2 separate regions of the Homo sapiens genome follow, and region 1 is linked to region 2. The links are chromatin contacts, found by Hi-C in ENCODE. All regions are on one chromosome and are shown on one strand. The core of a region is the stretch at or near the end of the contact, and the rest is flanking DNA. Distances in the headings are between cores, read along the strand shown. Region 1 holds the start of DUSP19 (dual specificity phosphatase 19). Region 2 holds the start of UBE2E3 (ubiquitin conjugating enzyme E2 E3).

Region 1 (2,700 bases), core at 6-2,505, 2.1 Mb before region 2:
CAGGATTCCTCAAAGGAGTAAGACACTAGGTGAACAGCACCTGGGCTATTTCTCAGTCTTCTCTCTATTCAAGAATGCCTTAGCTGCATAGTGATAAGTCATTTAGTCTTTCCAAGTCTTAATTTCTCTATTCATAAATAGAAATAATTCAGACGTACTTGAAAACATTCTTGACTATTTTTTTAAGAACACCATACCATATTCTTGCCAAATTAACAAGTTTGCACTTTTATAACCTTGCTTCATTTGCTATTTGTGAACTATGCTTGTATAGGGGCTCAGTATTTCCATAATACGAAATAAATCATAAGATCTTAAGATCTCCTTCTCTTAAACACTCCAAAAACAGACACCATGAACAGACGTGGCCACAGGAGGCATGTATTCCGCACGGTCTGTAAGAGCTGCGCAGGCCAGCAAGCACAGGACTATTTCGAGTATTAACTTTTCTATAACTTTAACCATTGTCACTTGTAGTTCTGCCTGATACAAACATTCTTTTTTCATTCCTTTTTTTTCAAGCTGTATTTTTTATAAGCCAAGAAAACACAACATCAATGTGTTATTCTCCAGAGAAGTTAGAGAAACGGGAAGAAAGCTTTTCTAAAATTCAAATATGCAGTGCCAAGTGCTACGAGAATAGCATCTATGCTTCTTATGGGTACACTGTGAGGCAGAAACGGCTCTAGCTGGCTAATGGAAGTTCCATATCCAAAAAAGGAAACAGTTCAGCTTTTCGGCAGGATAGCTGATAATACAGACTATTACGCATAAAGGGGGAAAATGAGAACGTAATCTGGCTAAAAGGACTCAATGATCTAGTGGCAAGTCGATATACTCACCTAGGAGCAACCATGGCTTAATAACGCCAACTTGCAGGTCCGAGCTAAGGTCCTGCACATAACCACAACCACCCCCACTGCTCGGCTCTACTTCTTCCACAACATGAATTCTGGCATCTTTCCATGTTTCTATAATTTTCTTTCCAGTTAGCGTTGTCACCCTGGTGCATTGCTTCCTGAGATTATTCCGGGAGAATGCTTTAATTTCCTGGTTAAGGGAGTACATTACATGAGCAGTGGCTGGGAACAAATACAAACAAATCCAGCAGGCATAGAAAACGGCTGAACTGCTAGTCCCTTATTGCCCAGGTAACAAAGCCAGCCTCAGAGGTGCTCGCCCATCCAGGTAACCGCAGCAGCCACAGACCAAGAGACTGAGTCGTCCAGCTCCGTTTATCCCAGCGATGCAATGTAAGGCGAAATTTGATTGGTCATTGAGACACAAGTGCCGATTGGATGCTGTTTCTTCTTCCTGTCAGCCAGAAACCTGCATTTTCCCGAAAGGCTCGAGGGATCCACTGGGGAAGATTTCTTATTGTTGCTGTTTAAATTTAGCTTTCTAATACACGCAGAATGGTAAAATATAAGACTTCGTTGGAGAGAGGAATGATATGTCCTGGTTCTTTAAAGGCAGTGATTTTCTGATATATTCTGTTAGTGTCACTTACGGCAGTGACCATGGACGATCCGGGCTGACCTGTGTATCGCTCCCGCTTGAAAGAGACCGGCGGAGTCACCTTGCAAATCACCCTATGTCCCAAAGCCTTTCCTGCCTGTCTGCTTTTAGGCTAGTCCAGGAGGGCTAGAGCAGACGTTAAAAGTTATTTCTCGCTTCCTGTATCCTTCACACCTTCTGCTTTTGCTGTTAATGCAAGAGGAACGTTTACTAGATAAAGTTGTTGTGCGTATTTGTGAGGCAACAATTTAAATAAACTGGGAAAAAAGATATATTTTTTAAAATTTATGCTCATATATGTAGATTGACAAGAGCTTAAAATTTATTTATTTTCTGACTTTCAGCCTACATTTTCATTTCATACAGTAAATATACATCCTAAATAAGAATTGCAGCAAGTCCATCCATACGAAGAATTAAGAAAATCAATTGTGTAAGCATCCAAATTTGTAAAACAGATAAATAAATTATAGAACGATGATTCTGATTACCAAAAAAAAGTTTTGCAAAAGAAATCACAAGATTCCTTTAAAGAGAAATTTTTCAAACCCCTATTAAAGTAAATGTAATTTTAAATGAATTTCAACACAATGTATAAACACATATATAAAATGAAGAAGTTGCACTTATGAAAACTTTTCTTCCAATACCACATATTAAAATTTGTGTTGTTGTTGAAACTTTCTGACATAAAAAAATTCAACTGTTATGGATTGACTATTTCTGTCCCTTCAAAATGCATATGTTAAAGCTTTAAACCTCAAGGTGATGGTATTTAAATGGGACTTTTGGGATGTAATTTAGGATTAGACTAAGACCCTAGGGTAGGGTCCTCATGATGGGTTTAGTGGCTTCAGGAGAACTGAAAGAAATCTGCCTGCTCCCCTATATGGACCAAGGAAAGACAGTATGAGGACATAAGGAGAAGCTGGCTGTCTGCAAGCCAGGAAGAGAGCTTTCAGCAGGAACTGAATAGGCCAGCACCTTGATCTTGGACTTCTCAGCCTCCAGAACTGTAAGAAAATATATTTCGGTTGTTTAAGCAACAAAGTTTATGGCATTTTGTTAGAGCAGCCTGAGCAAACTGAGATATAAACCAAACTTCTCCCTCTTGAAAAAGGAATAGGCCCAGTACAGTGGCGCATGCCTGTAATTCCAGCACTTTGGGAGGCCAAAATGGGT
Region 2 (2,905 bases), core at 191-2,690:
ATCTTGGTGAAGTTATCTCTTGGAAAACTTTTAAAGAGAACAGGGGAGGAGGAGGAGAAAATGTTAAATCTAGGAAATAAACCAACAGCATTTTCTTCTAGTCATCTAAAATCGTCTTGTAATGAAAAAGCTTCAAAAGTGTTCACACTTATTTCATCGTACAACAGGGGTACGTACAAGGGAGGTGATGTGTCACACAACGCCAGCGTTAAGGGATTTGCCGAACTCAAGTTAGAAAACCCACTCACATTTTTTTCCGTCTCTTGGACAATCTATCAATTGTCTACTTTCTCAGAAGGCATGAAACAGATTTGCCAAGGAACTTAGGCAACAAGCATTAATAACATATGACACACTGTAAATAACAGATCTCGCTGAAAAATGTTTAAAAGTCACTAATAACGTCTAAATATTTACACACTGACATTGGTCAAAGCTACCAAATTCCCTTTCCGAGAGGAAAACACACCCTGTTAATCGCCCATATGCTTATTTAAGGTGGCGATTCCTCCTCAGTGCACGTAAAGCCTTTAAACACAACACTTGGAAATTTAAAAATCAACTAACGAGCTGCTCTAGCTGTTTCCACGGCCAGCAGCGAAGATTCATCCGGCCAAGACCGAGCTGCCACCCTGGGAAAAGCAGAATTCAAACTGCACCTTCTGCAAAGCTCCCAATGCCACCAAGGTTCCTCGCTCAATTTTTATATCACGGACCGACATTTTGTCCAAAATAACGAAAAAAATAAGAAACCCAGAGAAAAAACAAACAAATAAACAAAGCCCCAAGAAGTGCAACAAATTTCCGCGCCCGCGGAGGCGAGCCACGGCCGGCGGCGGCGGCCACGCAGCTCCGCGGCCCTTTGTGGGGAGGGCCGCGCGGGGGCCGCGGGTAGCGCTCGCCGCGCCGGGCGCCAAGTGATGCGAGCAGCCCAGCCGGCCCCGCCGCGGCTCGCGGACACCGGCGACGCGGGCGCCCGGCGCGAACAAAGCTGCCCGCCCCCGCCCCCTCCCCCACCGCCGCCGCCGCCCCGGCCGCCCCCCACGCGGCCCCCCGGCCCCGCCGCCTTACCTCGGCCGCCCGCCCGGCCCGCTCGCGCGCCGCTACGGTGTGGGGGAGGGAGAGAGAAAAAAACCCTTCCTTAAGGAAATGGAGGCAGCTGTGGGGGGGGGAAGGGGGGGGAGGGAAAAAAAGAAGCCGAGGAGGCTCTGGCCGGGGAGTGTGGAACATTGAAAGTCGGAGGGGGTTGTGCAGTGCCGGGCTCCGGCCGGAGGGTGGCGCCGCCCAGCGCCTTCGGAAAAAAGCGGGGGTGGGAGCTCGGCTGGGCGAGGGCGCGAGCTCCCGGCGAGGCGGAGGGGACGCGGGAGACCCCCGCGCGCTGTAGCCTCCCGCCGCCGCCGCCCGGCTCGGCTCCTCCCGGCCGCGCAGTCAGCAAGTTCCGAGGCGAGCGCGGGGGGGAGGGGCGGGCGCGGCGGCGACGCGCGTGCTCGCTGCTTGCCTGGCGGAGGGGCGCGCGCCGCCGACGCCCGGCGGGCGCGAGCTGTTCCCGCGCGCTCCCGTGCGCGCTCTCCACACCTCCCCTCACCCTGGGGGTGCACGCGTCCGCCCGCGCGCGGCCAGGACAAAGAGCGCGGCGGGGACCCGGCGGGCTGGCCCCTGCCGCCCTTGGCCGCGGAGCCTGTGCCAGAGAAGGCGGGGGCGCGGGCACCGTATCGCGGGGCCGCTGTGCCGCGGGGTGGCTTCCGGCCTGGGCCCGCCTCCGGGGCGAGGCTGCCCATTGGGCTACCCGCGTCCCCAGGGCTGGTTCCATCCCATCCGCCTGCGCGGGGGCCGTCGTGGCTCCCGGGGCCCCAGTACCTGGGCAAGGGCCCTGGGCGCGTGGTTGGGAGTCCCCCGCCGCCCCGGGAGACGGGAGACTAATGGGTGTTGTTGACGAGGCCAGGCACGCAGGCGGAGAAGAGCTGCCACTTGCCCCTCGCGTAAGCTGGAGGAAGGGACAAGTTGGGGTCCTGGGAATTGAAGAGGGTAGAATGTATTTGGAGATTAGGGGAACAACCTCTATTTCTTTTTGGCTCATAGCTTGCAACTGTCGCTGCCAAAGGGAAGTGTCCTTCGGATTATTTGAAACCTTAAAAATCCAAAACAGTGTTTAAAATGTCCCGCTCAACATTCTTAAAAGTGAAGGAGAAGAGTTTGGGGTTGGGGGGTGGCGATGAGAGCTAAAACATGACACTTTTCTGCGGGACTCTTCTGTCTTGCACATGAGGAGCCAGTTCTGGAAAGAAAAGTTCTGAGTGATGTTGAGTCAGAATGTCCACCCAGAAAAGCTTTAGGTGGAGATAGTGACAGTTTTGTTTGTTCTACCATTCTTTTTGCAGTCTCCAGGTGGACTCTGCGGTTTTTACCCCACGGCACAAAGTAGCCAGAATACAAAAACTTCCTGTTTGCCACCCAGGCCTTCTCCAGCTACTGAGAACTTGTTCCGGTGATGGAGCCTCAAAGGAATTTGTGGATTCCTCTCCCACAAGTGTCCAGGGGCAGGGGTGCTGTGAGAATGTGCAGTTCACAAAGGGAGTGAGAATGGCAGTCAAAAGATGTATAGAGTTAAGGGAAAGAAGAAAAGACTGAGTGAGCCAACGTATTTGCTTACTATTTCTCCTAATAGAAAACTTTTGGTAAAGGCTTGATAGCAACTCTAAAGAGTAAGTTACATTTCCATAATTTTCCAAAGACACAGTCATTCAGTTAACTTTATTGAGGGCTATATGTTGCTAGGTGCTGGACATACACTCATTCAATTGCTGTGTGACTAAAGCCAGGTCTCTACTCTGTGCTAAGAGCTCCTAGTCCAGAAGGGGAACAGTTCATTAAAGTTCGCTAGGTTCATAAGTAGTAAGGATATTCC

The links. Hi-C counts contacts between places; a loop is a spot of excess contacts on that map. Pooled maps may share reads with other maps.
Region 1: a pooled map shows a loop between it and region 2 (10-fold over the local background). The contact joins the promoter of DUSP19 here to the promoter of UBE2E3 in region 2. A Hi-C loop is called at or near these places in 8 of 50 pooled maps.

What each region holds. Positions count from the first base shown.
Region 1 is chr2:183,077,302-183,080,001 of GRCh38, reverse strand. It overlaps DUSP19 (dual specificity phosphatase 19), which reads right to left and starts at 1,255. Exons shown (of 4, transcript NM_080876.4): 1 at 843-1,255. The coding sequence starts at 1,068.
Region 2 is chr2:180,979,140-180,982,044 of GRCh38, reverse strand. It overlaps UBE2E3 (ubiquitin conjugating enzyme E2 E3), which reads right to left and starts at 1,440. Exons shown (of 6, transcript NM_006357.4): 1 at 1,072-1,440; 2 at 1-27. The coding sequence starts at 2. UBE2E3-DT (UBE2E3 divergent transcript) reads left to right here and starts at 1,033. Exons shown (of 2, transcript NR_187176.1): 1 at 1,033-1,979; 2 at 2,379-2,905. RefSeq lists a silencer at 1,163-2,022.